Linked DNA regions of Homo sapiens: region 2 is linked to region 1. Evidence: read pairs that join two places in POLR2A ChIA-PET (ENCODE). Cell type or tissue: MCF 10A. All regions are shown on one strand. Links, peaks and the distances in the headings refer to the core of each region. The heading gives the core; the rest is flanking DNA. Region 1 overlaps PLEKHH1 (pleckstrin homology, MyTH4 and FERM domain containing H1). Region 2 overlaps VTI1B (vesicle transport through interaction with t-SNAREs 1B).

Region 1 (16,085 bases), core at 5,133-7,632:
CTTGTAGTACATAATCTGTCCCTGTCTCAGGACAAACCAGCGCCTCTTCCACGTCTTCACCTGGCTCCCCATTTTCAGCAGGTAGCCCGACTTCTCCAGTGACTCCTGAGGGGTGGAAGGGTGTAGATGAAGAAAGGGGAAATCACTCAGGGCTCCTAGACATCACACAGGTCCAAGTGGTCCAGCTGCCTCACTACTCGGTCATCAATTAAATACAAAATTATTGAGTACCTACTCAGTGTATTTTCAGAGTACCATGCCCTGCTATGGTTCAGAGAGGACTAAATAAAACATGGGTGGTCCTGCCAAGGAAGGGCTCCCATGCTAGCTGGGGAAGACCTCACTATGAGAAGGTAGCAGAGCAGGGGCTGCTAGAGGGAGAGCCTGGCCAGGGAGAGCGTCAGGAGAGAGCCGGCCCTGAGCTGGCCTTGTTAGGATAGTTCAGCCTCTCCCTCAAAGACTGAGAGGAGGAAGAAGACCATTCCAGGCAGCACAGAGCAGGGAGAGGGCAAGGCAGGTCTGGGCAACCTGGACACATCAGCCAGGCAGGACTGGAGGGTCATGGAGCCAGGGAGATGATGGGGCAGCAGAGAGGTGTGGGGCGAGGGATGCGGAATTACATCGGGAGTGGATGCTAGCCCTGGCATGTAGTGGCACAGCTTGGAGCCTCAGGCTTCTCATCCATAAGATGGGCTAATGACCCCAAGAGGATTGTGAGGACAAATGAGACAATGCCTGGAAACTGAGCACAGTGCCTGGTGCCAAGAGTTCAATAAATGTTAGCTTGCGTTAGTATTCCAGGTGATAAAACAAAGTCATATATGGAAAACTCTTCATGGGGCCTGGTGGGCCACAGTAGGCTCTCAGTAACTGGCCATTGCTGGTATTCCAGGAGCTCTCTGGGCTCCCTCCTTCCTTCCTTGTGGGGTCTGTGTGTCTGACTCCATAACTGTACACCCCCCCAGCCCACGCCCCCTGCCCCCATCCCCCAGCTCTAGGGACCCCTCACTTCAGGCAGCTACTGCCTATGTCTTGTGCTGAGGGCCCCAGCAGCCTCTGCTGCATTCTGCTTCCACCCTGCCCCCGCCCGTTTCCCGGCTCACCCCGCCCAGGCCCAGCCCGTCGGTGGAGTAGGATGAGGTGCGCTGCAGTTTGTGCTCAGGCTCTGAGTAGTCACTGTCCAGTGAGCAGGCGTCCGGGGGGATGGCGTAGTCACCCTCGGAGCTCAGTGAGGACATGGAGACGCCTTGCCGAGGGAGGAGGAGTCAAGGCCCGGGTCCCACACCTCCCCGACTCACGCAGCCCAGGAGCTGCTGAGACTTGACCACCCACCCGGGACCCGGTCTCTGGGGCTGGGGGTGGAGCTGCTGGGGGGTCACGAGCTCAGATCAAGTGGGGACGCCCATGTTCAAGTGCCCATGGGAAGAGGTGAGGGGCTCCTTGCTGCTGCACCCTGCCCCTGCTCCCCTTCTCTGTACCTCTCTTGATGGCCCGGGGGCTGCCTAGTCCGCTGGTCTTCCTGGACTCAGAGGAGGGGACCGAGATTCGGAAACTCGCCTGAGAGCTGCAGTCATCGTCAGACCCAGAGGACTCGTCCATAAAGGGCATGTTGCTGATCTGTGTAGCTCTCTGCAAGACAGGCCCCTCCCTCACTGCAGCTCAGGCTGCAAAACAGTCCTCTCCCAACCCTGCAGCTTGCACTCCTGGTCCAAGTGCCCATGGTGTGGCCAACCCCCAGCCGGGACTCTGAACAGACAACTGTCCAGTGTAAGGTCCCTCCTGGCCTCACTCCTGTGTCATGACCTCCATGCTTCTCAGGCCTCCCTTCCCACACACCATCTTCTGTGGTCCCCAAAGCAGCTGCCCATCACGACTGAATGCCTGCCCACTGTGACCCTCGCTCCTTGCCACTAGGGGGCCAGAAAGCTACACCACAGACTAAGTGTGCCATGCGAGCTTTAAAAATGTGTGGGGACGTCGCAACAATCAATGATTGCATCTCCATTGGCAAACATTTAAAGTGACTGACTATCTCAGTGTTGGTGAGAGTATGGGGAGAAGATGGGGGAAAAAACTCTAGTGTGTAAGGCATTTTTAGAAGGTAATTTGGCAGTACCTGTCAAAAATTAAAACATGTATATAATTTGCCCAGAAATCCCACCTCTAGAACTCTGTCCTACAGACACATGTAGATATAAGTTCCCAAAGATATATGTGCACAGTGATGTTCATGGCAACATTCATTTTAGAGAAAAACAGGGACACAGACTAAATTATTATTGGAGGAAAGCTTTAGGTATTAATAGTTATGGTGCTTCGATACCAAGGGTACTGGACACCTATAGAAGGAGGAGGTAGGGGCCAGGCATGGTGGCTCATGCCTGTAATCCTAGCACTTTGGGAGGCTGAGGCAGGCGGATCACAAGGTCAAGAGATCAAGACCATCCTGGCCAACATGGTGAAACCCCGTCTCTACTAAAAATACAAAAATTAGCTGGGCATGGTGGTGCGCGCCTGTAGTTCCAGCTATTCAGGAGGCTGAGGCAGGAGAATCGCTTGAACCCAGGAGGTGGAAGTTGCAGTGAGCCAAGGTTGCACCACTGCACTCCAGCCTGGCAACAGAGCCAGACTCTGTCTCGGAAAAATAAAAAGGAGGAGGTAGGGAAGGATGACCTGACACGTGGTTATTCACGTGGTTAGGGGAACAAGCAAGGCATAGAATGACATGTATATGAGCACCTTTTGTGTGCACACAGGAGACAGTGAGAGTGTGCTGCATATTTATAAATGCATCGGAAGGCCTTACTGAATAAACACTAAACCATTCATGATAGCTTCCTCTGGGCTTAGGAATTAGGGAAAAGCGACGTGAGAGGAAATTTCACTTTTGGTTTTTTATTCTTCTATAAAAAATTTTATCAAGTATTACTATTATTCAAAAACCAGTAACAGAGACAAAAATGTGTATGAAAATATTGCAATTCTATCTGATTTTTGTTTTTAAAATGTAGTGACGTTACGGGAATATAAGTTGGAATATACCTCAGTAATTCTAGAAGGAGCCCCACTGCCCTCTGGGACCTGAGGAGTGAGGCAGACATGAGAAAAGGTGGGGAGAGCTGTAAAGCGGGCATAGGCTTAACCTTCTTACCTTGTCCACGTTCATACTGATTCACATTTTTGTAAATGTGGAATTTTTATAATAACCTAATAAACAATAAAACAAAATGACACGTGCTGGGCTCAGCTCCCTGGGCAGGGTCACCATGTGCAGAAGCCTGGCCCTAGAGCCCCGCCCCAGTCATTGGATGATGAGGCCAGGGGCCTTTCCTGATGAGACACCCCCTCTTTGTGCAGCAGTTTCTTACCCCCTTCAGTGCTGTGTAGACAGGCACAGTGACATTCTTGTAGACCAGGCCAGAGAAAGACCCAGGGGAAACAAGGGCAGGAGGGCTTGAAGCTGAGCAGGGAAGAGAGGAATGAGATTACTCAAGGGCATAACCCAGGAAGGGGTGTGGGGGAAGCAGAGAACTGGGCAGATGGCATTCCCTCCAGGAGCAGGCCAGTGACAGATCTCAAGAGGGGGGCCAGGGCCCTGTTCATCTTCTCCCCTTGACTCCCTTTGGGGACCATGATCTCCATGTGGTAAAGGATCCCTCACAAAAGAATCCAAAAGCCTTACCTTTAACCATTTTTTCCTCCATGAGGCTTGCACAGTGTTCCACTGTTGCAGATGTGAGTTACAAATCATACGGCTATGGGACCACCCCACAGCCCTCGTTGTGGAGATTTGGTGGCTGGCTGGAGAGGAGCCAGTGAGTGGGGTTCATGTAAATCAGGACACTTGTGGCTCCTCCCACCCACGGCCCTGGCACTGCAGAAGCGAAGCCTGTGCAGGTGGGAGGCTGGGCTGGAGGCCCCCTCTCAGATCCCTTCCAGCTCTGTGACTGGCTACTTTCCTGTGATGGGCTGAACCTGTACGACTTCCCTTTCCCTCCTAGGTGGGACTTGCTGTGATTTCACCTGAACTTCACCTGCTGGGGAGGGGAACAGGGTAGGCCAGCCAACCCTGGCCCTGGGTGTTGCTTGGAGTCTTCTCCTCCCCGCTTGCCCACCCTGCCCACCTTGGGTGTTTGGTGCCTCCAAGCCTCACTTGGAACTCACCGCAGCATGCAGTATTACTTCTGGGAGACATATCTGAGAGCCGCATGCCCGATGTGGCCACAGCATAGATCCGGCTCTCCTGAAACAAGAGGTCTCAGGAAGCTCAGGGCCCGGCATGATGCCCATCCCACCCCCTCCAGGCATGTGCAGGAAAAAGCATGGCTTTGGGGGTGGGCAGACCTGTGGGGGGCAGTGACTGGCTAACAAATCTTGGGCAAGTTACTTCATTTCTGAGACTCATTTTCCTCTGCTCTAAATGGAGGTAATAATACTTACCTTTCAGGCTGCTGTGAGAATCAATGAAATACTTAACATAAGCATTTAACACCTGGAATATAATCAGTGCCCAACAGTTCCCTCTCTTGCCTCCACCCTTCACCTTTGGGGCAAAGGAGGTTCAAGAGAAGATGGGTCAGTAAACTGTTGCTCTGAATCCTACCCGTTTTAGAGACCCTTGGGTCTCAAGATCTAACCCCCAGAAGTTGGGGATATTGGTAATGAGGAAGCCACTGCGGCCACACGACAAGGGCTCTTTTGTAAGCCAGTTGTTTGGAACTTAGGGCACATTTTTAAAAAATTCTCTATTGTTTCTTTTTTTAAAAAATAATTTGTTTGTTTTTTAAGTTCCAGGGTACGTATGCAAGATGTGCAGGTTTTTATGTAGGTAAACGTGTGTCATGGTGGTCTACTGCACCTAACAACCCATCACCTAGGTATTAATCCCAGCATGCTTTAGCTCTTTTCCCTAATACTCCCCCACCGCCACCATCCACTGACAGGCCCCACTAAGTATGTTCCCCTCCCTGTGTCCATGTGTTCTCATTGTCCAGCTCCCACTTGTAAGTGAGAACATGCAATGTTTGGTTTTCTTGTTCCTACGTTAGTTTGCTGAAGATAATGGCTTCCAGCTCCATTTATGTCCCTGCAAAGGACATGACCTCATTCCTGTTTATGGCTGCACGGTATTCCATGGTGTATATGTACCACATTTTCTTTATCCAGTCTACCATTGATGGGCATTGGGTTGATTCCATGTCTTTGCTATTGTGAGTAGTGCTGTGATGAACATATGTGGGAACTTAGGGCACGTTTTTTCCCCTGCAGGAATAATGTCATATCATGGCTAGGCTTCAGGGCCAATCTACAAAGCCTATTTAGCCCAACAGGACTCCAGCACCCCCATGCAGAAGACACTGGGAGAATGCCCGTCCTGAGGGGGCCCCTGGGTCTGAAGTAGGCCACAGGCCAAAGGAGCTTTTCCTAATGGCCCTGACTGCTCATAAACAACCCACAGGGTTCCCTGCACCTTCTGGATCTGTTTGCTCCACTGAGCCTAAAGGAAAACAAAGGTGACGTGAGTCACCAAGGCTGACGAGGGAAGGTTGACCAGCCTTTGGAGGAATGCCCTGTTGGCTCAGGGAGGTAGCTAGATGTGCTGTCACCTGGTGGGGTCAGATGGGCTAGGAGATGGCATTGGAAGGGAGGTGGGTGCCTATCAGGGTGTCATCCCAGAGGGGAGCAGCAGCCCTGGGACAACTGGGAGGAGAGAGGGCAGAGCTGATGAGTGCTGCCATGAGACGCTGAGATCACTGGAGGGGCGGCAGGAGACAGAGGGGCGGTGAGGAAGGATGCCAAGGAGGGCCCTGCAGCAGGGCAGGGAGTTTCTGTGCTCGTGTAGGGCAGATACATCGAGCCCAAGTAAAATTCGGCATAAAAAGGATTATTTCTGCCCAGAGTGGTCATGGAATTTAACCAAGGACAAGCCTCTAACTTTGCAGAGGAAATGAAACTGAAGTTTGAAGGATTTAGGTAAAACGAAACCTATGACTGTTTGACAAAATGTTATCTAATGCCTAACTCACAAGGTTGTTTTAAGGATTAACTGAAAAAAGGGCTTTCCAAACTCTAAGATACATAAGTATTTCTCACACCGTCAGATTGAGAAATGTTCTCTGACATTTCATTCCCCCACCGCCCTCCCCAGATGGTTACTGCCCCATTGGTCCTGCCTGGGAGAGAGAGAGGCTGGGCTTCTGGCCACTGTGATTTCTTAAGCTCTCCCCGGAACACGGAACACGAGTGATCATGCCTCAGGGGCCTGGGAAGGAGCTAGCATTGTGTCTTGTTTTCCCCAGGAGCAAGTTACAAAGGGGATTGCAAACAGGATGAGATCTCCTTACATTCTTTTGGCTGATTCTTGGGTCCTTGGGGCCTAGCTGGGGGCAGGGAGGTTCTGTGGGAAGACCTGACGCTGCCCCTTAATACCTTAATCCCCTTAATACCTTCATCACCAGAGTTCAGCTGAGGTTCCTGGGGAGAACGTCATCTGATATATTTTCTATACAGAATAAGAGGAGACAATAACTCCTCGTCTCCCCATTCCTCCTCTCCTCCTCCACCCTCTCTCTCACACACATACACTTAACCTGTTCAGATAGAGAAGACCCACTCTTTTTTTTTTTTTTTTCAAGACAGGGTCTGGCTCTGTCACTCAGGCTGGAGTACAGTGGCAAGATCTTGACTCATGGCAACCTTCACCTCCCTGGGCTCAAACTTAACTTCCACTTAAGCCTCCTGAGTAGCTGGGACTACCGGCATGTGCCACCATGCTCAGCTAATTTTTGTATCTTTTTTGGTAGACATGGGGTTTCGCCGTGTTGCCCAGGTTGGTCTTGAACTTCTGAGTTCAAGCAGTCTACCTGCTTCTGCCTCCCAAAGTGCTGGGATTACAGGTGTGAGCCACTGTACCCGGCTCAAGACCTACTCTTAAGCTATCACAGTGAATGGCTGTATTTTGGCAAAATGGCAAAGTGAGCAACGCTTCTCTCTGGTAGCAGCTGCACATTCCTTGCCTGACTACTTCCTGCTCCCAACCTCTGCATTTGGACTCCAGAGCAAGAAGAGAGCCAGCAGCCCAGGGGGACCAGTGCTTTTCCATCCCCTAGTCTTCCTGATGTGCCCCACTCTTGGCTCAACTGGGTCTCCAGTCTTACAGGTGTCCTTGAAACAACCAGAAGCTGATCAACAGTCACTGCCAAGGATATAGCCCAAAAGTCTAGGGCTGTGTGCCTCCCGAACCAGCATTTCTTTGTTTTGTTTTGGAGATCGTCTCCTCTGTCGCCCAGGCTGGAGTGCAGTGGCGCAATCTCAGCTCACTGCAACCTTCGCCTCCTGGGTTCAAGCGATTCTACTGCCTCAGGCTCCCGAGCAGCCAGACTATAGGCGTGCACCACCATGCCCAAATAATTTTTGTATTTTTAGTAGAGATGGGGTTTCGCCATGTTGGCCAGGCTGGTCTCGAACTCCTGACCTCAAGTGATCTGCCTGCCTCAGCCTCCCAAAGTGCTGGGATTACAGGCATAAGCTACTGAGCCCGGATTTGAACCAGCATTTCAAAAGGAGGCCCTGGGAGTTACTGCTGGAAATACAGGTCTCCCGAGCAGTGGTGTGGGGTGAGTCCACCCTGATGTCACCCCCTCTCCCAAGTGACCTCATTCCTCCTGCTGCCAGGAGCCAACGCTTAGCTGTCCCCCATGGTACTGCTACACACCCCAGCAGCATCTGTGGAGGGGATGTCTGCCCATGAATCAAAGACTGACCTTAGCTCTGGCAATGTCCCTTAAGAGGAAGTACAGCTGGAATGTGAGAGCTGGGCTTCAAAGCAGCTGGAACTACATTTAAAGCCTGGCTCTCAGACCGGGTAAGGTGGCTCTTATGGCTGACAAAGGAGGATCACTTGAGGCCAGGAGTTTGAGACTAGCCTGGGCAACATAGGGATACTCCATCCCTACAAAAAATTTAAAAAATTAGCCAGGTGTGGTGGTGTGCACCTGTAGTCCCAGCTGCTCAGAAGGCTGGGGTGGAAAGATCCCTTGAGTCCAGGAGTACAAGGCTGCAGTGGACTGTGATTGTGCCACTGCACTCCAGCCTGAGTGACAGAGCAAGACACCGTCTCTCAAGTAAATAAATAAATAAAGCCTGGCTCCCTCACTAACTACTACATGACCTTGGGCAAGTACCTAAGTCTGTGGGGAACAGTGGTTTCCTGACCTGTAAAAGGGAGAAACCACACCTTACTCCTTGCAAGGAAAGGAGCCCTTCCCACAGGCTCCGTGCGAAGCCCTTAATACCCACATGCCATTTTCACTAGTGACCTGTGAAATGTCATTTTTATAGCCTGTCTCATTTTTATTTTAACTTTTTATCATGGAAAATGTCAGGTACAGGGCCAGACACAGTGGCTCACACCCGTAATCCCAGCACTTTGGGAGGTCAAGGTGGGAGGACCACCTGAGCCTGGGAGTTCGAGACCAGCCAGGGCAACAGCATAGTGTTAGCCCATCTCCACAAAAAATTAAAAAATAGCTGGGCATGGTGGTGCATGCCTGTAGTGCCAGCTACTCGGGAGGCTGAGGTGGGAGAATTGCTTGAGCCCGGGAAGTTGAGGCTGCAGTGAGCCATGATTGCACCATTGCACTCCAGCCTGGGCAAGACTGAGCAAGACTCTGTCTCAAAAAAAAAAAAGGAAAAGAAAAAAAAAATGTCAGCCTGGCCAACATAGTGAAACCCTGTCTCTACTAAAAATACAAAAATTAGCCAGGCATGGTGGTGCATGCCTGTAGTCCCAGCTACTTAGAAGGCTGAAGTAGGAGGATTGCTTGAGCCCAGGAGGCAGAGGTTGCAGTGAGCCAATATTGCGCCACTGCACTCCAGCCTGGGCGACAGAGTAAAACCCTGTCTCAGTTAAAAAAAGAATGATCTCACGTGCCCATCGCCCAGCTTGGCAAAGGTTAATGATGTGTGGCCAGTCATGCTTCATCTGTGTCCCCACCCTTGGCCACCAACCAGATCATTGCTTCTGAAGTATTTCTACCAGACAGATATCAAGACATTTTATCCAATGTTACAAGTAAGGAAGCTGGCCTGGCGCAGTTGCCTATAATCCCAGCACATTGAGAGGCCTAGGCAGGTGAATCACTTGAGGTCAGGACTTTGAGACTAGCCTGGCCAACATGGTGAAACCCCGACTCTACTAAAAATATAAAAATTACACTTTGGGAGGCTGAGGCGGGCGGATCACGAGGTCAGGAGATCGAGACCATCCTGGCTAACATGGTGAAACCCCGTCTCTACTAAAAATACAAAAAATTGGCCGGGCGTGGTGGCAGGTGCCTGTGGTCCCAGCTACTTGGGAGGCTGAGGCAGGAAAATGGCGTGAAACTGGGAGGCAGAGCTTCCAGTGAGCTGAGATTGTGCCACTGCACTCCAGCCTGGGCAACAGAGCAAGACTCTGTCTCAGAAAAAAAAAAAAAACAGTTAGCCGGGCATGGTGGCACACACCTGTAATTCCAGCTACTTGGGAGGCTGAGGTGGGAGTACCACTTGAACCTGGGAGGCGGAGGTTGCAGTGAGCCGAGACCGTGCTACTGCACTTCAGCCTGGGTGACAGAGCAAGACTCTGTCTCGAAAAAAAAAAAAAAAAAAAGCCAGGCTCAGTGGCTCATACTTACAATCCCAGCACTTTGGGAGGCCCAAGAGGGTGGATCACCTGAGGTCAGGAGTTTGAGGCCAGCCTGACCAACATGGTGAAACCCTGCCTCTACTAAAAATACAAAATTAGCTGGGCGTGGTGGTGCATGCCTGTAATCCCAGCTACTTGGGAGGCTGAGGCGGGAGAATTGATTGAACCCAGGAGGCAGAGGTTACAGTGAGCCAAGATCATGCTATTGCACTCCAGCCTGGGCAGTAAGAGTGAAACTCTGCCCCCTCACCCCCACCCCCCAAAAAAAAGAAAAGAAAAAGAAAAACAAAGAAAGAAAAATAGCCAACACTTACCTACCACCTACTGTGAACCACTACTGTAAGTACTTTCACAACAACCCTATAAAGTAGGTACTATTATCCCCATTTTATAGACAGGGAAGCTGAGGCACAGAGGTTCAGTAACATGTCCAAGGTCACGTAGTTAACAGTTCAACCCTAGTGGTTTGCTTCTGGGGCCTATGCTCTTGACCATCATACCAGACCACCTGAAAGACTCACAAAGATTAAATGAGAAAAGGTATGCAGGGCACCCAGCTCAATGTATGGTGCACGGTGAGCACTCAGGAAATGACAGCCAACCGCCATTCACATCATTCTGAATTCTGGCGCTGACCCTCACTGGTTGTGTGGTCTGCACAGGCTCCATGGTACCTGCCTGCCAGGGCCACCATGAGGATGCCAGCAGCCTCCTCTCCTGCTCAGTGCATGGCTGTGCTCAGCCAGCAGTGTTCTTGCCATTAGCTCTGCTCCTCTGCCCAGCCCGGAGGTTGCCTCTTACCCAGGATGAAAACTGGTGCAGCGGGGGTGTAGGTGGCTTGTTACCCAGCTCCACTTCCTCCAGCTCAGCTCCAAGGGCCTTTGGGCTCTCTCTTTCCTCATTCTTCCCTGCTGGGGGTGGCTCCTCCATCTCCATCTTCTCTGGTTCCTCCCGGGACCTAGCTCGGGACTCCAGCTCAGGAAGGCCAGAGGGGTGGAGGGCTGAGAAGGCCTCAGTCTCAATGTTCACCACACGGCCAAAGTGCCCATGGCCCACCTGGGGCTGGCTGTGGTGCCTTTTGGCCAACTGGATGCTGTCCCGCGGGGTGCCAGGAGCCCGCACCTTTGGTAGGGTCAGACTGCTGCCAGGACCACCTTCCCTGGCAGAGGTCTTTGTCCCAGGGAGCATCCCTCTCTGAGCAGTAACCAGACCCTCACCCCAGGAAGCTGAACTACATCTGAAGGTAAGAAGCTTCATGCATGGCTGGTGGGGAGGGCTCTCTCTTCCCAGATGAGGTTGAAGGGGCTTGGCCTCTACTGTTTCCCCAGAATGGACCGTGCTGGAACTAGAATCCTCCAAGGGGCTTGCTGCTTCAGAAACAGAGTCCTTGCTCTGCAGGGCACCTGGGGAAGGTGCAAGCACAGCTGCCTTCAGACCCTGGGCCTGGGAGCCACTGTCCTGGCCCATAGGCTGGATTCCCGGCTCTGAAGGGACAGAATCCTGCTCTGCAGCTCCGTAGGGGGGCACCAGCAGCTTCCGTGAAGGAGCTATCTGAATAGCTGTGATTCGGGTAAAAACAGTCACATTGAGAGCTCCCGTAGCTCAGCCCCATACCCACCAAACACACGTACTGCACACCTGCACACCCTGGCCTGCCTACCTTCTAGCGCATCTTGAAGGGATCCCACCTGCTCCACCAGGCGCTGATTATGGCTTTTCAGATGCTGATTCTCCATCTCAAGCTGAGCAAAAAGAAAAATGAAGATTTAGGACACCCAGCCTACAGGTTTAGATGTATTTTTTCAATTCTTTTTTTTTTTTTTTTTGAGACAGGGTCTTGCTCTGTTGGCCAGACTGAATTGCAGTGGAGCAATTTTGGCTCACTGCAGCCTTGACCTCCCAGGCCCAACTGATCCTCCCACCTCAGCCTCCTGAGTAGCTGGGACCATAGACACACACCACCAGGCCCAGTTAATTTCGTTTATTTTTTTGTAGAGACAAGCTCTCGCTATGTTGCCCAGGCTGGTCCCAAATTCCTGGACTCAAACGATCTGCCCACCTCAGCCTCCCAGAGTGCTGGGATTACAGGCATGTGCCACTGAGCGTGGCTGCTGCATATTCTTTTCTTTTCTGAGACAAGGTCTGGCTCTATCACCCAGGCTGGAGTGCAGTGGTGCAATCTTGGCTCACTGCAACCTCTGCCACCAGGGCTCAAACCATCCTCCCACCTTAGCCTCCCACCTCAGCCTCCCGAGTAGCTGGGACTACAGGTGCACGCCACTATGCCCGGCTAATTTTTGTATTTTTTGTAGAGACAGAGATTTGCCATGTTGGCCAGGTTGGTCTCAAACTCCTAGTGTCGAGCAATCCACCCGCCTAGGTCTCCCAAAGTGCTGCTGGGACTACAGGTGTGAGCCACTGCCCCCAGCCTGCATTTTCCTTTAAATTAAGTCCAACACACTTTTATTGAGTATCTTTTAGCAAGGGTTGGGACTGTGAGAATACGCAGGTAAGCCAGGCATCAGTTCTGTCTCCAAGAACTTGCAGTCTAGCAGGTGACCTGAGATGTACATCCAAAGAAGGGGATAGGAGGCCAAATGAGCTGATACCCTCCTGCAGGTGTGAACCACTTGTGTGAGGACAGAGGAAAAGATGTATGTTTGTCAGCCGGGTGTGGTGGCTCACACCCGTAATCCTAGCACTTTGGGAGGCTGAGGCGGGCAGATCACCTGAGGTCAGGAGTTCAAGACTAGCCTGGCCAACATAACGAAACCCCGTCTCTACCAAAAGTACAAAAATTAGCCAGGCGTGGTGGCGTGTGCCTGTAATCCCAGCTACTCAGGAGGCTGAGGCAGGAGAATTGCTTGAACCCAGGAGGCAGAGGTTGCAGAGAGCCGATATTGTGCCATTGCACTCCAGCCTGGGAAACAAGAGCGAGACTCCGTCTCAAAAAAAAAAAAAAAAAAAAGATATATGTTCATCCTTTTCCAAACTGCAATTCCCACTCCTTTTATTTAGAAGGAGGTTGTTTTCTGTCTGTTGGTGATAGCACTGTAGCTTCAAGTCCTGAGTTTCCTAAATAAAGGTACAGCACGTGATAAACTACAAAAATGGATAGATAGAGAGGGAAGGTGGAATAGAGGTTACCAGGCGATGGGGGAAGAGAGAATGGGAAGTTAGTGTTTAGCAGGTACAGAGTTTCTGTTTGGAAAAATTTTAGACATAGATAGCAGTGATGGCTGCACAACACTGTGAATGTACTTAATGCCACTGAATTGCTGAATTGTACACTTAAATGGTACATTTTATGTATATTTTACCACACACACACAAATAGTTAAAAAGAATGAAGAGGATGGAAGAGAAAGTAGCAGGGCACGGTGGTTCCCTCCTTTAATCCCAGCACTTTGGGAGGCCGAGGTGGGTGAATCACCTGAGGTCAGGAGTTCGAGACCAGCCTGGCCAACATGGTGAAACCTGTCTCTACTAAAAATACAAAAATTAGCTGGGCATGGTGGTGCGTGCCTGTAACCCCAGCTACTCAGGGAGGCTGAGGCACGAGAATCGGTTGAACCCGGGAGGCGGAGGTTGCGGTAAGCCGAGATTGCGCCACTACACTCCAGCCTGGGCGAGAGAGCGAGACTCTGTCTCCAATAAATAAATAAATAAATAAAAATAAAAGAGAAAGTGGAGAGAGTGGACACTGGCCTGTGTGGGCTTCCTAGAAAGAAACTGAGGGGGCTTTTCAGAAGTGAGACACATTCCTTCTCGCAAACTTAAATCCAGCACCAAGCTAGTCAGGAGCTCCAGGGAGACCCAACCAAGACAAAAGGAAAGGGGAAGTGAACTACGGTGTCTCAGCATGGAGGCTGAATGCAAAACAAGTGCTGGACAGAATGAAGGTCAGCCGAGGCACCCTAGACAGTAGGGGGCAGGAAACTCCGGGGGTCAGGGCAGGCCCAGCCATGCCTCTGGCAGGCCTCCAAGATGAGTTTCCAACCCACCTTTGCCAACTTGAGTGTCACCCATTCCTTGATCTTTGCAGCTTTTTCTTGAACAGTTTTTGCTTCCTCTGCCCTCATCTGCTTCTGCAAGAAAGAGAGGGCCTTCCGTTAATCCCAACAATCACCAGGAGAGTGACTGACTGGAGGTGGGAAACCCCAAGAAAGGCCAAGTGTGCGTGCCACTGACCTCGCAAAGCCAGTGAGCAGAAATCGTTTGTTGAAATATTATTTGATAAGGTAACACAAAATTTAAAAACTCAAAACTGGAAATAGTCTAAGTGTTCACCACGAAGGGGTTGGCTGAATAAACGCGGCATATCCCTGACATGGAAGGAGAACGCTGTGCCTCCATATGCAAGCAAAGTTAATAGTGAGGAGTAGAAATCAAGGACTGGGGAGGGAGAGAGAGGTGACTTGTCATTTTATACTCCTCTGGCCGTTTTTTTATTTTTAACTATAAGCATGTGTTACCTTTATAGTTAAAAAACAAAAAAATAAGGCAAAATTGCAGATAACTGAGGTATTTCCATCAAAGTAGTCAAAAGAGGAGATGATTGAAAAGGTTGGCATCTGAAGAGGAGCAGCCTGGCTGGGCATGGTGGCTCATGCCTATAATCCCAGCATCAGACAACGTCAGACTCTCAGTATTTCAGAGCTGGAAGGACCTTAAAGGTCATCTAGTTTAAGGTGTGGCAAACAATGGCCTTCAGGCCACATCCAGTCCTCCACCTGCTTGCCCCCACCCAGACCTGTTTTTGTAAATAAAGTTGCATTGTAATACAGCCATGCTCATTCATTTACGTATTATCTGTGGCTGCTTCCATGTTACAACAGCAGCTTTGACCAGTTGCAACAGAGACCTGTGGCCCACAAAACATAAAATAGTTACTACCTGGACTTTACAGAAAAAGTCGGCCAACCCTGACCTGGTTTGATATTGTCTTTGTGCTTCTGTGGCAACTAAGGCTATGGCAAGAAGTGACTTGCCTCTGTCCATTCATGGCACAGCTGGGACTAAAACCAGGTCTCTTGACTCACAAAACAGTGCCTTTTCTTTTATGAGATTGACCTACTGATTCCAATTGTAAAATGACCTTTTTTCTGACCTAAGGAGCTTTAGCAGGAGTCATTTTGTCCACCAACCCCCAAGATGCTGCCACTTCTAACTATGAGCTACTCAGAAGAGAAGGTATGTCTAAAATCAATGGAAGAATTGATCAGAGATTCCATGTGTCAAAATTCTATTCTTCCATCAATTTTCAGGAGCACATGGTACCCCACAGCATACAAAGGCACCTCCATTAAGGGCCTATTGGGTTAATGCTGATGGGTAAACATGAATCTGCCCATTATGGTTGGAAGGCACCACCAGGATCGGCTTCTCCTACATGGAGAAGGCATGTGTAGGAAATTAAAAGTCATCTGTCCAGACTGTGGGGTGTTTAGTTGGAAATGATGGCATTCTGGCACGAGGGGAAAGCTGGGTAGGTAAGGCCAGTGGCAGAGGAAAGGGACAGAACTGGGATGGAGTTGGTGAGATTGTGAAGGGGAGAAGGCAGGACACAGGAACTGGCAGGTAGATGTTCCAGAAGTCCTCTCAGGAGCAAAGGTGCCAAGTGGAGCTGAAATGCTGGGCAGTGGCCTCTCCTGGGCTCCCATGTGCTCAGAAGGGAAGACCCTGGTTTTCTGAGGAGGCAACAACTTTGGTCTCTGCCTCTTCAGCTTCACTAAGAAACTTTGGGCAACCAGCTGGCCACGACTGACCATCCAGCTCTGTGCAGCTCTGATCATACTACAGCCAAGTATCAAGTATCTCATCTTGGCAGGGCACGACAAGGCCAGAATGGAGAAAGAAAAGTTCTCCTTACCAAGTACTGACCACGTGCCTGACACTAGGCACAGGTCACATAGGTTGCCTCTCCCAGCAGCTCTATGAGGTGTTTCCACCCTTCTTTTATAAATGTGTAAAATAAGAATCAGTGACTTAAACACTTTGCCCACTGTCAGAGGCAGCAGGTGCTAGAGGTGGGCTTCACACCCAGATCAGTCTGCCTCCAAGCTCCTTTTTCTACTCTATCCCCTGCCTGGCTTCTAATGAGCAGATGTGGGAGGAACAGTCCTTCCTATAATTAAATTTTCACATAAAAGAATAGGCTCAGGAGGGAGCGAGTTCCCCAGCACTAGAGGGCTTGAGCGGAACAGCTCAGGAAGCTGGGGGCCAGCAGTACAGATGTCGAAGAGGGCATGGTGCTCCCTTGCGCATGAGCCCTTACCTGCTTCTCCAGCTGAGCCTCTAGCTGGCTGATGAGCTCATCTTTGCCCTTTATGGCTTTCAGCAATTCTTGGTATTTCCGGTGCAGGCTCCCCTCAGAGTCCACATTCTTCAGATTGGATAG
Region 2 (16,085 bases), core at 11,374-13,873, 92 kb before region 1:
TGAGAAATACATTTATTTTCTTTATAAATTACCCAGACTCAGCTATTCTGTTATAGCAACATAAAGCTAAGATAGTTACATTCACCTTTGTTGTCTACCCAGCCTTTTTCTCCATCCTGCAAAGAGGACAATCAGAAATATGTGAATTTCTTTTCTTTTTTCTTTCTTTTTTTTGTTTTTTTGAGATAGAGTCTTGCTCTGTCGCCCAGGCTGGAGTGCAGTGGTACAATCTCAGCTCACTGCAACCTCCACCTCCTGGGTTCAAGTGATTCTCATGCCTCAGCCTTCCGAGTAGCTGGGATTACAGGCGCATGCTACCACACCTAGCCAATTTTTGTATTTTTAGTAGACACGGGGTTTCACCATGTTGGCCAGGCTGGTCTCAAACTCCTGACCTCAAGTGATCTGCCCGCCACGGCCTCCCAAAGTGCTAGGATTACAGGTGTGAGCCACTGCGCCCAACCACAAAATACTCTAAGTTGCTGGTAACAGACATAGTTGTTTAATGGATAAGTAAAGAAAATATATACATATCCCTAGAATTATAATAAGTCCAACAACTTTACCTCTTATTCACTACCTCATTCACACTGCTCAATAAATGTTTGTTGAATAAATTGAATTTATCTAAGCAAACACATGGTGCCTCATCTCTGAATCCTCTTTTTCTAGTTCAGAGACCACATCATAAAGTTTTCAGAGCTTTAATGCCCATCATGAATTATTAGGCACAGCATAATGTACATAATACAGTCCTTGCATGTAGCTTATGCTCTGTAATTGAATTCAGTCATTTTTCAATAAACACTGAGAATTATTATGTATCAGCCACTGTCTAGGCTCTGAGGACTTCCAGAGTTCTTACCTTAAAAAGAAACAAACGGCCGGGCACGGTGGCTCATGCTGGTAGTCCCATCACTTTGGGAGGCCTAGGCGGGCGGATCACAAGGTCACGGATGGAGACCATCCTGGTCAACATGGTGAAACCCCATCTCTACTCAAAATACAAAAATTAGCTGGGTGTGGTGGCATGTGCCTGTAGTCCCAGCTACTCAGGAGGCTGAGGCAGGAGAATCGATTAAACCCAGGGGGCAGAGATTGCAGGCGACAGAGCGAGACTCTATCTCAGAAAAAAAAAAAGGTAACAAACCTTACAACCAAGTGTGTGATTAATCCTAAAATAAAGTTCTCTGAGACCATAAAAAGGGCTGGACTTGAGCATGGGGAAGAGGGGGAAGCTTCAAAAAACTTCAAACTGAATATAAGGGATTGAATGGGAGTTTGCTAGATGGGAAATGCGAAGAGGCAACACAGGAGTAAAACATGGAATACTCCCAACTCTGGAGCTTAGAATGTATGTGGGAAAGTAGTAGTAGAGGGGCAGGTGAAACAGCCAGATTGTGAGGGGATCTCAGTGTCACATTGAGACATTTGGACTTGATATGGAAAGTCAGTAAAGGACGTAAAGCAGTTGATTGATGTGGATTTTCTTTTAGAAGGAGGGCATTAATGGCTAGACAGGACAAGAGAGAGCACAAGAATCTGGGTACAGGGGACTGTGTTAAGAGCCTTTTGGGCAGTCACCTTGCTAACGGGAATTTGTTTGACACAGGTTCTCACTCCTGTCTCCCGTCATCCAGGCTGGAGTGCAGTGGCACCATCACTGCTCACTGCAGCCTTGGCTTCCCGGGCTCAGGTGATCCTCCCACCTCAGCCTCCCGAGTAGCTGGGACCACAGGTGCATGGCACCAGGCCTGGCTAATTTTTTGTATTTTTAGTAAGGGTCTCCCATGTTATCCAGGCTGTTCTCGAATTCCTGGGCTTAAGTGATCCACCCACCTCAGCCTCTTAAAGTGCTGGGGTTACAGGGGTGAGCTACAGTTCCCGGCCCAAGAGTTGGTTTTGAGGCAGAAATTAACCAGCCTCAATGGATATGAGGAGTGAGGGAGAAAGGTTCCAGGGTGTCTGCATTTTTTCACTTGGTCAACTGGGTGAATGATGAACTTAAGTAAGAAACATAAGAGGAGAAGCAGAGTTTGGGTTGTGGATGAGAATATCAAAGGTACCTGTAGAACAGAGATCATGACATAATATAGCCTTACAAAATGTTTCTTCTTCTGCCATTAAAAATAACATACGGGGGCCAGGTGTGGTGGCTCGTGCCTGTAATCCCAACATTTTGGGAGGCTGAGGCAGGAGGATTGCATGAGGCCAAGAGTTGGAGACCAGCCTTGGCAACATGGTGAGACCTATCTCTACAAAAAAAAAAAAGCTGAGTAGTGTGGTGCTGCTCACTTGTAATCCCAGCTGCTCAGGAGGCTGAGGCAGGAGGATCACTTGAGTCTAGCAGTTTGAAGTTTTAGTGAGCTGTCATCACATCATTGCACTCCAACCTGGGTGACAGAGCAAGACTCCGTCTCAAAAAAAAAAAAAAAAATTATGAAGAAGTATGTGAATTGAGAGGCCATATAGTATAATATTTAACAGCAAGAATTCAAGAGCCAGATTGCCTGAGTTTAAATTCACCTTCTAGTAGCAGTGTGACCTTGGACAGGTTACTTTAACCCAATTAGTTTTTCCTGCCAAATGGGGATAAATCATAGTATCTACTTCACAGGGTTTTTGTGAGGAGTAAATGAGTTAATATATGTAAAGTCCTTAGAATACTGCCTGATAATAGAGCTACTAGCCATTTTATTTAAATGAAAATTAAGAATACCAGCCCTGTATACAACTATTCTTACCTTTTTTTTTCCAGAGTACTTATTTTCTGACATATTAGACACTTTCCACATTTATGATATTTACAGTATATTGTTTGTCTTCCTTTCACTAGGACAGTGGTTTCATTGTGGTCCATGAACCAGCTGCATCAGCATCATTTGGGAACTTGTTAGAAATGCAAATTCTCAGGCCCCACCCCAGACCTATTGAATCAGAAAGTTTTAACAAGCAGTGTGTTTTCACAGCCCTCCAGGGGGTTTCTGATGAAGGCTAAGTGTGAAAGCCACTGAGCTAGAATATAAGCTCAATGTTGTCTTTTTTTCACTGTGTTTCCTAAGTACCAGAACAGTGCCTAGCACAGACTAGGTGCTTCATAGATACCTATTGGATGATGGAATGTGTGAATTGTTGGAAAGAAAATATTGATATATGATTGTGATTTATTTCTATTCTGTTGTCCACATTTTCATTACTTTAAAAATGGGTATATTCCACCTATTAAAACAACAAAAACTGTATTTCTCCAAAGTACAGTCTCCATTCACTTTCTGCCTTTGAATGATACTAGAGACAATGTGTCCTGTTTTAGGAAGTTTTTGTGTAACTGTCCATTACCACTTACAATAATTATTAATCCATTTAATATTTCATTAAATACCTATGGCCATAATTTCTACTCTTGGTTTTACAACCTCTGAAGAGGTCTCTCCAATTACCTCAGAGTACTATAATGTGCTATAATTTCTTAATCTAATCAATGTTAAATGCCTGTGGTCATGATTTCTAGTTTTGGTTTTGTCATACCTGAAGACATCTCTCCATATGTCTTAACGTGTATCATAAAAATATTGAAAGTTTTCCATTTTAAATCATTTAGATCAGTATGTATAACACAAGACCCTATTATTTTCAGAGCCAGAAAAAATAGTCACTATGGAGTACTATAATCAGCTGGCCGATAAACACCAATTACTTACAGACTGTAGAATTTTAACTATTCTAACTCCTCATTTTTTTTGTTTGTTTGTTTTTTGTTTTTTGAGATGGAGTGTTGCTCTTTCACCCAGGCTGGAGTGCAGTGGCGCGATCTCGGCTCACTGCAACTTCTGCCTTCCGGGTTCACGCCATTCTTCTGCCTCAGCCTCCCGAGTAGCTGGGACTACAGGCGCCCACCACCACGCCGGGCTAAGTTTTTGTATTTTTAGTAGAGACAGGGTTTCACTGTGTCACCCAGGATGGTCTCGATCTCCTGACCTCGTGATCCGCCCGCCTCGGCCTCCCAAAGTGCAGGGATTACAGGCGTGAGCCACCGCGCCTGGCCTCTAACTCCTCATATTTTCTACTGAATTTGGTTTTTGCTCTTAGGTTCTTCCTAAGTATTTACTTTCAGAAACAATGGTGGTTTCTATTTATTGAGCCCTTATTATATTTGGCACTTGCTAAGTGAATGTTATGTGTATTATTTCTTTTAACCCTTTCAAACAACCCTTACAAGGTCAGTAGTCTTATAGTCCCTATTTGCAGATGAGGAAACAGGTTGGTTGAGAGGGATCTCTGTTGCTTTTAACTCTTGTATGGTGTGGGATCTAGTCAGCTGTCACGGTGTACAAATAAAGGGTGTAAGTCCTCCATTTTGCCACAGTGAGGCACCAAAAGCAAAGTAACCACATATTTATGAGCTGGTGAAACTGAAGTTGTTTCCACAACTTTAAAGGGCCAAGATTAGGCATTCTTGGGCTGGAAATTCAAATCCCCATAAGGAAGAGAGGCTGCCCACCTTGGTCAAACATTAAGGTAGGCTTTCTGTAGTGCTGTTTTTCAGAGCTGTCTGTTTCCATTTTACTCCATGTCAGCATCCACCCAGTTTCCCAAAGGAGACAGAGTTGGTCCCAGAGAGTCCCTCACATGTGACTGATTTGGGCAGGCTTGTGGGGTGGGGGATAGTGGTATTTGAAGTGGTTCATTCTTGTTCATGGTGCCCATTCTCCCCAGGATGCCACCTTGCTGTTTGTAGTTGATTGTAGCATCAATTCTAACTCCCTAAAAAGAGGAAGAGGTTTTTTGTTTTTTCAACAGATTTTACCAGTTGTTAAAGGCTATACTCTGGGAGCACAAAAATGCCCCTCAGTTGTATACAGTATACAGTTGTTTAATATACAGAAAAGCCTTGGACTGGGAGTCAGCACACTTGCATTCCAGAACTAGTGCTGCCATACATTTGCTGTTCCAATGACTGTGGGGCAGGCACTCAGTTTCTCCAGGGTCTAGTGTCCTCAGTGGTAAAGGCAGGAAGTTAGACTAGATGATCGCTGAGGTACATCCTAGCTCTAGCATTCATTGGTTTCATAATTCTGAGCCTAAAGAATTTTTAAAAAGCTGCTATTGATCCCTCTCAGTTGGGTAGAGATCAGTCTCTTGAATTATCTGCCTCCCTGGCTTTATCATCACAAGAAATGATTTCAAAGGTTTCTGTTTTGTTTTGTTTTAAATCTTAGAAGTCCAGAAAGGATCTCATAAATGTAGTGAAGTTCTGTAAAAGTATGTTGTTATAGAGCACTTATAAGAGGAAATGTGTTTTATGAAATCAGGTAGGAAATGGAATATTCTAGCACACAGAAGTTAGTGAAAGGAGAGAGGTTCTGTGGTCTTCTTCTCCCCCTTTCATTTATGTAGTTACATTCCTGGAATCATTCTAGAATTTGCCTCTTGAGAATGCGGATTTTCATACCCATTAACAAAGGAAGAATAAAGGAGGAGAATTTATGACTAAACACAGTTGTAGAAAAGTCTAGGAAAGGAAGGAGCTAGGAAGGGAATGTACATATGTGTACAGTACTGCTTCTTACTGTCTGGCTTGGATCAGGAGTGAGCATGCCTGAGTTTGGAGATGTGCTGACTCAGAGCAGTGATGATGCTCAGCACTTTTGGGACAGCTTATTACAAAATAATACAATACTGCTCCATGGAAGTAGCCGTTTTTGACTGTCGGTATTATTTCAGTACTGGTAGCTAAGAACACATCCCCCTCAGGAACAGTAATAGCTGCCTTGGTGCTCATTTCAGTTACATCATAGATGGTCAAGAGTCATACCATTTGCCATGGTGAACCTTCCTCTACCTTTTTTTAAACAACAAACAGCCATGGGTTTTGTGAGTGGTATGGAGAAAATTGTCTGAAGTATCTTGTGTATATTAAGGGGGTGGCACACAACAATGAATGAGACATAGTAAAGGGTGTGTTGTCATTTGCCCTTTCAGGCAGTAGCCACATCTAAGGAGGTTTATAGTTCTAGGATCTATGGCACAGTAAAAATGACAAAATAAATTTCCATGTTTCAGAGGAACTTGGTCTCAAGTTGAGATTATAGAATATACGCATCCAAAATGATTTATGGTCACTTAAAAAGTGGGATACAAGGACAGGTGTGGTGGCTCACACCTGTAGTCCCAACACTTTGGTAGGCTGAGGTCGAGGATTGCCTGAGCCCAGGAGTCAAGACCAGCTTAGGCAACATAGTGAGGCCCCATCTCTACCAAAAAAAAAATTAGCTGTGTGTGGTAACCTGCACCTGTAGTCTCAGTTACTTGGGAGGATGAGGCAGGAGAATTGCTTGAGCAGGTGGGAGGATTGCTTCAGCCTGGGAGGTCGAGGCTGCAGTGAGCCGTAATCATGCCACTTCACTCCAGCCTGAGTGAGACTGTCTCAAAAAAAAAAAAAAAAAAAGATATAACTGACATTAGATGCTGTTGTGATTAACAAAATGTAAATCCATATAAAGCATTACAGTGACATTACATCTTATGTAGGATTGGGTTCAAAAGTCAGGGCTTGGCCGGGTGCACTAGCTCACACCTGTTATCCCAGCACTTTGGGAGGCCGAGATGGGTGGACCACACAAGGCCAGCCTGGCCAACATGGTTAAACCCCCTCTCTACCAAAAAATAGAAAAATTATCTGGTTGTGGTGGTGCACTCCTGTAACCCCACCACTCAGGAGGCTGAGGCATGAGAATCACTTGAACCCAGGAGTTGGAGTTTGCAGTGAGCTGAGATGACGCCACGGCACTCCAGCCTGGGCAACAGAGTGAGACACAGTCTCAAAAAAAGCCAGGTCTTAAGATGAAAATCAGAGTAGACAAATCATCTAAGAAAATCTCAGGACAGCAACTGAATACCCACATGCCATTTCTCCATAAGCCCGGCTCATCTGTTCTCTTTTGCAGCGGAAAGGCTGAGGTGGATGGATCACTTGAGGTCAGGAGTTTGAGACCAGACTGGCCAACATGGCAAAACCCTGTCTTTATTAAAAATGTAAAAAAATTAGCCGGGCATGGTGGTGGGTGCCTGTAACCCCAGCTGCTCGGGAGGCTGAGGCAAGAGAATCGCTTGAACCTGGGAGGTGGAGGTTGCAGTGAACCGAGACCGAGCCACTGCACTCCAGCCTGGGAGACAGAGCAAGACTCTGTCTCAAGAAAAAAAAAAAAATTGCTCTTTAGTTGGTGGAAGTGCTGCTGGCTTGTGTTTAGGAGTCACATTGAAAAATACATAGCTTTAAAAGGCCATATCCCCATACGTGCAACAGCATAGATGAACCTTGACTTTGTGCTAAGTGAAATAAGCTAAACACAAAGGACAAATATTGTATGATTCCACTTAATGGTGTACCTGGAGTAGTGAAATTCATAGAATGGGGAGGTATTTGATGGGTACGGAATTTCAGTTTGAGAGGATAAACAAGTTCTGGAGAACAGTTAGTGGTGATGGCTCCACAACGGTGTGAATGTACCTAGCCACTAAGCTATACCCTCACAAATGGTCAAAATGGTAAATTTTATATTACATGTATTTTGCCAGCCTAGGTGACCAGTGAGACTCTGTCTTGAAACAAACAAACAAACATTGTAAATGATGGTAACTTTATGGTGATAAGTAGATTATGTGTAGATTTCCAGGGAGAACAGTCATTTGGATGTATAAATTTTTTTAAAAAATCAAGCTCCTCTTAAAAGGAGCTAATTTTTGCTTGTTAGATATAAGGGAATGACCTACTTCCTCATTTTGTAGTCAATGAAGGAGAATGTGAGGTCCCAAAGAAATGAAGGAAATTATCTAAGTTTACATGCTGAGGCAGGCCCGAACCTGGCACCAGAACCTCACCCCGCTGACTAACCAGAAAAGGTGCTTGTATGCCTTTCCCCCATACAAATGTTTACCAGGTGACAGCATTCTGGTACCACCTTCATAATTTTTGCCATCCGCAAGTATCATTATTACTGTCACTTACATTTTATTTATTTATTTATTTATTTTGAAATGGAGTCTCCCTCTGTCGCCCAGGCTGGAGTGCAGTGGCACAATCTTGGCTCACTGCAAGCTCCGCCTCCTGGGTTCACACCATTCTCCTGCCTCAGCCTCCTGAGTAGCTGGGAATACAGGCGCCCACCACCACACCAGGCTAATTTTTTGTATTTTTTAGTAGAGATGGGGTTTCACCGTGTTAGGCAGGATGGTCTCGATCTCCTGACCTCATGATCCGCCCGCCTCGGCCTCCCAAATTGCTGGGATTACAGGCGTGAGTCACCGTGCCCAGCCTTGTCACTTACATTTTCTTTATGTCAACTTATTTCATGTAAAATACATTTATTTAAAACAATGTTATTTAAAAATGAAACTTGCTATCATATTTTAGATGGAAAACCTGTAGTATAAACTATCAGAAAATACAATTAAGACAATACTGTTTTAGTTAGATGTTTGTTTTGAAGCTGAAGCCTGTTCTATTTTTGTTCAAAGGGGAGATTAGTAATTTTTAGGTATTAAAGATACACTCAACCAAAGGGACAGAATGGGAAAGGCTGAAAGGGGAATGAATAACGTTCTCATCGTTCAAGTCATTGCCGGTGCCACACCCAGAGAAAAACAAGCACCACACCAGACAGCCTCTCAGCAAGCCGAGTAGGTGGAATTTTTATTTTGCAGAAAAGTAGTGTACGAGTTAACATAGAAGTGGTTCACTGTGGGAGTGGTGAGGGGTTTCAGAGAGTCACTATTGGTAAACATTCTTTTTTTTTTTTTTTTTTTGAGACAGAGTCTTGCTCTATTGCCCAGGCTGGAGTGCAATGGCGCAATCTCGGCTCATTGCCACTTCCACCTCCTGGGTTCAAGCATTTCTCTACCTCTGCCTCCCAAGTAGCTGAGATTACAGGTGCCTGCCACCACGCCCGGCTAATTTTTGTATCGTTAGTAGAGATGGGGTTTCACCAGGTTGGCCAGGGTGGTCTTGAACTCCTGACCTTGTGATCCACCTGCCTTGGCCTCCCAAAGTGCTGGGATTACAGGCATGAGCCACCAGGCCCTGCCATAGGAAGCTTATTCGAAGCAGAGGGAATGGCCTTTACAAATGTGTGGAAACAGTAATAAGCATTTGAAACTTATCTATCTTTTCTAGAAGAAAAGAAGAAATTGATCAGGGATTTTGATGAAAAGCAACAGGAAGCAAATGAAACGGTGAGAACAAGGAACAAATTTTGTTTCTTCTACCTGGTGTTGGTCTTTTCCAGAAGTAATGCTATGAGCTGATCACAAATTAACTGTTCCTGTCCATTGATCTTGATTTTGACTATTTCTTACTAAATGAAGCCAGTTGATGGGGATGGTTGTTGAGGGGGTTTGGCAAACAAATGGGTGAAGCCTGAAGATGCTCCTGAAATGTGACTCTTTGGTAATATATTGCTGATGTGAGTAGTAAGGGCATTCTCATACTTTTACCCAAGCAGTCTTTTAAAATCTGTTGTTTTTTTTTTTGTTGTTGTTGTTGTTGTTTGTTTTGAGACAGAGTCTCGCTCTGTTGCCCAAGCTGGAGTGCAGTGGCACAGTCTCGGCTCACTGCAAGCTCCACCTCCCGGGTTCACACCATTCTCCTGCCTCAGCCTCCCAAGTAGCTGGGAATACAGGTGGGCGCCACCACACCTGGCTGTTTTTTTGTATTTTCAGTAGAGATGGGGTTTCACCGTGTTAGCCAGGATGGTCTCGATCTCCTGACCTCATGATCTGCCCGCCTCGGCCTCCCAAAGTACAGGGATTACAAGGCATGAGCCACCGTGCCTGGCCTAAAATCTGTTTTTAAGAGCTGGCCATTAAGATAGGTTACTGGTCAGTGCGGTGGCTCACGCTTGCAATCCCAACACTTTGAGATGCCAAGGTGGGAGGATCACTTGAGGCCAGAAGTTCAAGACCAGCCTGGGCGACATAGGGAGACCCCCCATCTCTACCAAACAAAAAAAAATTACCGAGGTTTGGTGGTGCATGCCTCTGGACCCAGCTACTCAGGAGGCTGAGGTGGGAGATCACTTCAGCCTGGGAGGTCAAGCATGTGGTTAGCCACAGTTGCACCACTGCACTCCAGTCTGGGTGACAGAGTGAGACCTGCCTCAAAAAAAAAAAAAAAAAAAAAAGGTTACTGTTCTTTGTTAAACCTACTGTCACAGAAAATGTAGTTTAGAGGTAATTCTAACCATGTCCCTTTCTGTCTTAAGAGACAACATAGGAGCTGGAGTTGGTACCTCAGGCAAGACATGCATGAGTCTCAGTTGGTACCCAAAGTTTGTCAGAAGTTGGTTCCGTTTACTGAACAGTTTAACAACTGCTTCTCTTCACCTGTGGCTTTTCTTTAAAAAAAAAAAACTTTTTTTTTTTTTTTTTTTTTGCTCTAGCCCTATAGAAGCAAGAGTCCTTTGACTCCATCTCATCATACTCTAGCTTCAGCAAACTCATTAAGATTGGGGCCAAAATTCTGGTCGCTGCTAGTACTCCGCAGAAATAGTTGGCCCTGTATTTGCTACCCGAGAGCAGATGGAGAAAAAATTCTCTTTTGGCCAGCGAACTTCCTTCTTGCTTGTTGAAGATCAGTGTTTCAATTTCCCACTTATCCCAATGAAGTTCTGAGAAGGAAGCACATCTGCATCCTTTTCTCTGTTTTGCATCTGTTTTAAGAAAGACCAGGCCACTAGACTGTGGGAACTATCTTCTTCCTAATGGGAGTACTGGGAGCTTTTCTTAATACCTGTGTACAGCTGGGCATATCCATGATACCTGTTTGTAGCCATTCTCCTGTTTCAGTTAATACCTTGGTAGCATTTTTAAAATCTTCTAGCTGCTACTGATTTGTTTGATGCTCAGATACTTGTTTTCTCCAAACTCAGCAAAAGTAATAATCCTATGCTGCCCATTCCAGGCAGATGAAAATAATTTAGGGCCTCTTGTGGATGTGTCCAGGTGTTACATTTTACTTACCCCAGAAAAATGGAAGTCTGATTCCCCTAAAGCAGACTGCTCTGGGTAGGCCCCTGTTCTCTCTGACATGGAGACAAACTTAATTGATTTTCAGAAAGAGGAGCAGGAGAAGGGAAGAACCCTGATGCCAGACCCCTATCATTTTTAATACAGTAGACTTCAAAGCACTTCTTGATGGCAATGTTCAATCATACCAGGCTAAAAACTTGGTATATTGAAGAGAGCTGAGAGAATTTGAAGATTTTGAATCCTGACTCCTTTTCTGTTTAATTTTTTATATATATATAGAGATGAGGTCTTGCTATGTTGCCCAGGCTGTGCTCAAGTGATCCTCCTGCCTCGGCTTCCCAAAGTGCCAGGATTACAGGTTTGAGCCACTGTGCCTGGCCCGGACTCCTTTTTGTGCGATCTTCAGAGGTTTCTTTAAGTCTTATATATGAAATGGAGCATTTCCTACCTTATTGATTTGTTGTGAGGATTAAATGGAGAATGTATATAAAAGTGTTTAGTAAGCTATAAAGTACTTCTGTTTTTCCATTCATTCATTCAGTTCATATACTCGAATGCCTGCTCTGTGCTTGCTGGGCACTATGCAAGGCATTCAGAATGAGGGGAACATGCCAGACATGGTCCCTGCCTCATGGAGCATATGGTTATTTACTTGGTGTAGTCCAAATAAATAAGTAGTTTGATTAGTCCAAACTAGGCATATTTCCAAATGAGTGAGGGAAGAACCAGGCTATCTGCTCACTACTTTCTGCCTTCCCAGCTGGCAGAGATGGAGGAGGAGCTACGTTATGCACCCCTGTCTTTCCGAAACCCCATGATGTCTAAGCTTCGAAACTACCGGAAGGACCTTGCTAAACTCCATCGGGAGGTGAGAAGCACACCTTTGACAGCCACACCTGGAGGCCGAGGAGACATGAAATATGGCATATATGCTGTAGAGAATGAGCATATGGTAAGTTTTAGCTGTTTTGTTTGTTTTTTTTTTCCTTTAAGGGCCTGTGGTACAAAAATTAACTATATTGTTGGGGTATTTCATGTTATCAGTGTATACTAGACTCTTGTTTCATTTTTTTCACCCTTATCCTCTTTTCTGCATCCAGTTCCTGTTACCCCTTGGTATCTGCTCTATTTAAGGCAGGCCTTTCGAACTATATGCATATTTAGATTTCTTTTTATCCTTAATATAATACAGTCTTATAATAAAAAAAAAACAGTGCTTTGTATGTAGTAGAATGTAAATGTTACCTATTCTTATTATCTGGATTCTGACTCATTGATCTAATTTCTTTTCTCCTTGATCTTTTTTATTCTCTCATATAAATTTTAGAATCACTTTCTCAGGTATGCCTGGAAAATTCAGTTAGGTTTCTAATTTATCAGAATATTGTTACAAAATCAATCCAAGCTTTCCTTTACCTTAATGTCAAGATGGCCCAGCAACTGAGATACAGTAGCCAATGCAGGGCGCTTCTCGAGAAGGAGCTTTTTATCATTTTATTCTGTGGTAATAGAAAGTGAGCAAGACTCCCTCTCTAGCTTTCAGGATTCTGATTTATAAAATTGGACTAATTGAACATCTGTATTCTGAAACCATCTAGAGCAGCTAGATCGTTAAAGGAATAAAACGTCTGAAAGATTAAATGTGCTGCATTTGGTCTGTCTTCCACAAACACAACACAAAGTAGAAATTCTCTGGCAAGTAGCATGGCAGAGAAATGGAAAGGGGCCCACCAGTGCAGACTGAAAGGCTCATACTACAATTTTAAACAAATCCTGTTTCACGATGCATCCTGATTATAGTTTAAGAGATATTCAGGATGATATTGGCTTGACATTGCTGATGCCAAAACTAGATCCCTTGAGAATGAAGTACTTAAAATTTTCAAATGGATGCGCGAGGGATTATCACAGATTAGAAGCTGACAGAAGATCACTTGTAAAGGGAGACTGGAAACAGGCAGGCAGGTGGAGCTGGTTAAAGTGGGAGTTGTAAAAGTGACTTTAGTCATGTTGCCAAAGTTGGGGAGGAAGTCCAAACAATTTTGCTTTAAAATTATGAGTTTCAGAAATTATTATTATTTTTTTTGAGACGGAGTCTCGCTCTGTCACCCAGGCTGGAGTGCAGTGGCGCAATCTCGGCTCACTGCAAGCTCCACCTCCCGGGTTCACTCCATTCTCCTGCCTCAGCCTCCCAAGTAGCTGGGACTACAGGCGCCCACCACCACGCCCGGCTAATTTTTTTTTGTACTTTTAGTAGAGACGGGGTTTCACCGTGTTAGCCAGGATGATCTCCATCTCCTGACCTTGTGATCCACCCGTCTCGGCCTCCCAAAGTGCTGGGATTACAGGCATGACCCACCACGCCTGGCGAGTTTCAGAAATTATTAAAACATAATTTAGGTATCCATACCTTCAGAAAAAGTATTGTTCCAAATCTGTCTGAAGTTCATTTATGTGATCTGATCTTTTCTTAGTCATTTTTTAGCCTACTCAGTTGAAAATCTGCATCTTTTATTTTGAAAACCTTTTTCCTTCTTCCTTTGCGCTAACCTAACTGGTTTTATTTGAACCTCATTCAGTGGTTTCCTCGTCTACTGGTCTGTATGCCATTTATTAAGTGAAAATGCTACAGAGCGCCGGGCACAGTGGCTTACGCCTGTAATCCCAGCACCTTGGGAGGCTGAGGCTGGTGGATCACCTGAGGTCAGGAGTTCGAGACCAGCCTGGCCAACATGGTGAAACCCTGTCTCTACTAAAAATACAAAAATTAGCTGGGCGTGGTGGCGGGTGCCTGTAATCCCAGTTACTTGGGAGGCTGAGGCAGCAGAATTGCTTGTGCCCGGGAGGCAGAGGCTGCAGTGAGCTGAGATCTTGCCACTCCACTCCAGCCCGGGCGACAGAGCGAGACTGTCTCAAAAAAAAAAAAAAAAAGAAAGAAAGAAAATGCTCCTTGCTACTTCTGTTCTGGGAGCCAATCTTTTGGCTCCTTGATGGTCCTACTGCCAGTGGTCACTTGCTCTGTACTAGGCCTCTGTGAGCTGGGTCCCTTTTGATTTTGGGTGTGTGTGTGTGTGTGTGTGTGTGCACGCGCGCGCGTGCTTTGAACAGCTAAGAACTTGGAGCTGCCTCCGTTTCTGTCAGTGGTTGTTAATTCTGGCCTGACAAGGCTACTTTTTTCTTCCTGCTGTCTGTATTTAGGATTACAGGTGGAGTAAAACTTCGGTGGGGATTTAGAAAATTAGGGCAGTTGAGAAATTAGGGCAGGTGGGGAAGCTTGCTCAAGCCCCAGATACTAATTTCCCTGAGACCAAATCACCCCCAGTGTGGCAGGCTCAAGGTTTTTTGTTTGACCTTAGGTGAAGTTCTTTCTGGGGCTCACCAAGAGGGTAACCACATACGTTTTTTCCAGAATGTGGTAGTGTCTCAGACTTCTACATGCTTTCTTTAGAAGCTGAAAAAGAAGAATGTAGTCATCTAGGCAATACCACTCTGAACCTGCCTGATCTCAGAAGCCAAGTGAGTCAGGCCAGGTTAGTACTTGGATGGGAGACCACCTGGAAATACCAGGTGCTGGAGGCTTAAAACGAAGAACAGAATAGCTTATTCATGGTCCGTCAATCCTCAGTACCAGTCTAGTGGGAATCTTCAGTGAATTAACCTTTTTCTAGGGCTGCAGAGTTTAGTTGGTTTGCCCATAGCACTATCGAAGTTACAGGCTATATGCATTATCAGGTAGCTCCCACATCTGGGCTGCCACCTTTCAGAAGTTGATAGTCCAGGAGGCACATGGACCAGTTCAGATTCATTACAAACACAGGGAAAGTGCTCCAGTATTTTTAATCCATCTTTCCTTGCCTCGCGTAAGTGTAAAAGGCAGTGGAGTGGGGGTATTGTGATCCTATTGATTGGATTTCAGGTCCTGCTTTAGTCTGTGACCTTGAAAAGAATCATTAGCTTCTTTGGTTCTGTCTTAAAAGGAATGAAAATTATTGCTCACTATATCCCTTCTAACATGGGGAAGGTGATGAGGAATATGCTGGCAATGAATTTATAATGGAAAAAGTCTAACATTTCTCTTCCATACTTCTTTCAGAATCGGCTACAGTCTCAAAGGGCAATGCTTCTGCAGGGCACTGAAAGCCTGAACCGGGCCACCCAAAGTATTGAACGTTCTCATCGGATTGCCACAGAGACTGACCAGATTGGCTCAGAAATCATAGAAGAGCTGGGGGAACAACGAGACCAGTTAGAACGTACCAAGAGTAGAGTAAGTCTGGGCAGACAGGGAAAGGGGCAAGTATGGGGTAATTAGGGGGCCACTGCACCTGGAAACCGTACTAAGGCCAAAAGCTACAGCAGTTCTGTATTCAGGGAATAGTCTTTTTTAAGTTCTTATGCTTTTCTCAATTTTTATTTATTAATTTTTTTTTTTTTTTTGAGATAGAGTCTCACTGTGTCACCCAGGCTGGAGTGCAGTGGCGTGATCTCCACTTGCTGCAACCTCCGCATCCTGGGTTCAAGCGATTCTCTTGCCTCAGCCTCCTGAGTAGCTGGGATTACAGGCATGCGCCACCATGCCTAGCTAATGTTTGTATTTTTAGTAGAGATGGGGTTTCGCCATGTTGGCCAGGCTGGTCTCGAACTCCTAACTTCAGGTGATCCACCTGCTCCGGCCTCCCAAAGTGCTAGGATTATAGGCGTGAGCCACTGTGCCCGGCCGCTTTGCTCAATTTTTAGTTTGCTTGGCTGAGAGATGTCCCTTAGAAGCAATTTTACCCCTAAGATTTAGACATCACTGGAAATTTTTGCTTCAGTGAGGGGAAAAAAAGATGGAAGGACCTGATTTCTACACTTACAAGATTACAGAAATTAATAAGGATAAAGTGGCTGCATTCTCTCTTTGGCAAGAGAAATAATATGTCAAAAGGCACTTAAGGATTCAAAGCTTCCAATCTGAGATTTTAATTTCTCACACATCTAATAGGGTATTCTGCTATTCTTACGAAAACATCATCTGCTTATATCCTGTTATTTAGAGCCAAGGCTGTTTTCCAGATTTC

The links. Peaks named below come from ENCODE experiments on the same cell type or tissue, not always from the same donor. Only the 100,000 strongest peaks of a DNase experiment are listed, where the experiment ranks them.
Region 2: POLR2A ChIA-PET joins it to region 1 with 7 read pairs; 4 of 35 experiments call an interaction of 5 or more read pairs at or near these places.

Annotation. Positions count from the first base shown.
Region 1 is chr14:67,557,296-67,573,380 of GRCh38, reverse strand. PLEKHH1 (pleckstrin homology, MyTH4 and FERM domain containing H1) reads right to left here. Exons shown (of 29, transcript NM_020715.3): 4 at 15,963-16,085; 5 at 13,690-13,773; 6 at 11,346-11,427; 7 at 10,487-11,244; 8 at 4,165-4,243; 9 at 3,369-3,460; 10 at 1,479-1,629; 11 at 1,104-1,246; 12 at 1-105. It also overlaps a transcript of GPHN not described here. Among named protein-coding and RNA genes, the nearest start is that of PLEKHH1, 32 kb to the right of the region's middle. RefSeq lists enhancers at 1,735-1,914, 13,130-13,629, 13,630-14,131, 15,491-16,085. In MCF 10A, for the core only: no CTCF peak of the experiment used is centred there; DNase peaks (open chromatin) are centred at 5,530 and 6,190.
Region 2 is chr14:67,655,623-67,671,707 of GRCh38, reverse strand. VTI1B (vesicle transport through interaction with t-SNAREs 1B) reads left to right here. Exons shown (of 6, transcript NM_006370.3): 2 at 9,173-9,231; 3 at 11,786-11,977; 4 at 15,119-15,292. It also overlaps a transcript of GPHN not described here and the pseudogene RNA5SP386. Among named protein-coding and RNA genes, the nearest start is that of VTI1B, 11 kb to the left of the region's middle. RefSeq lists silencers at 2,864-2,913, 2,924-3,053. In MCF 10A, for the core only: no CTCF peak of the experiment used is centred there; no DNase peak of the experiment used is centred there.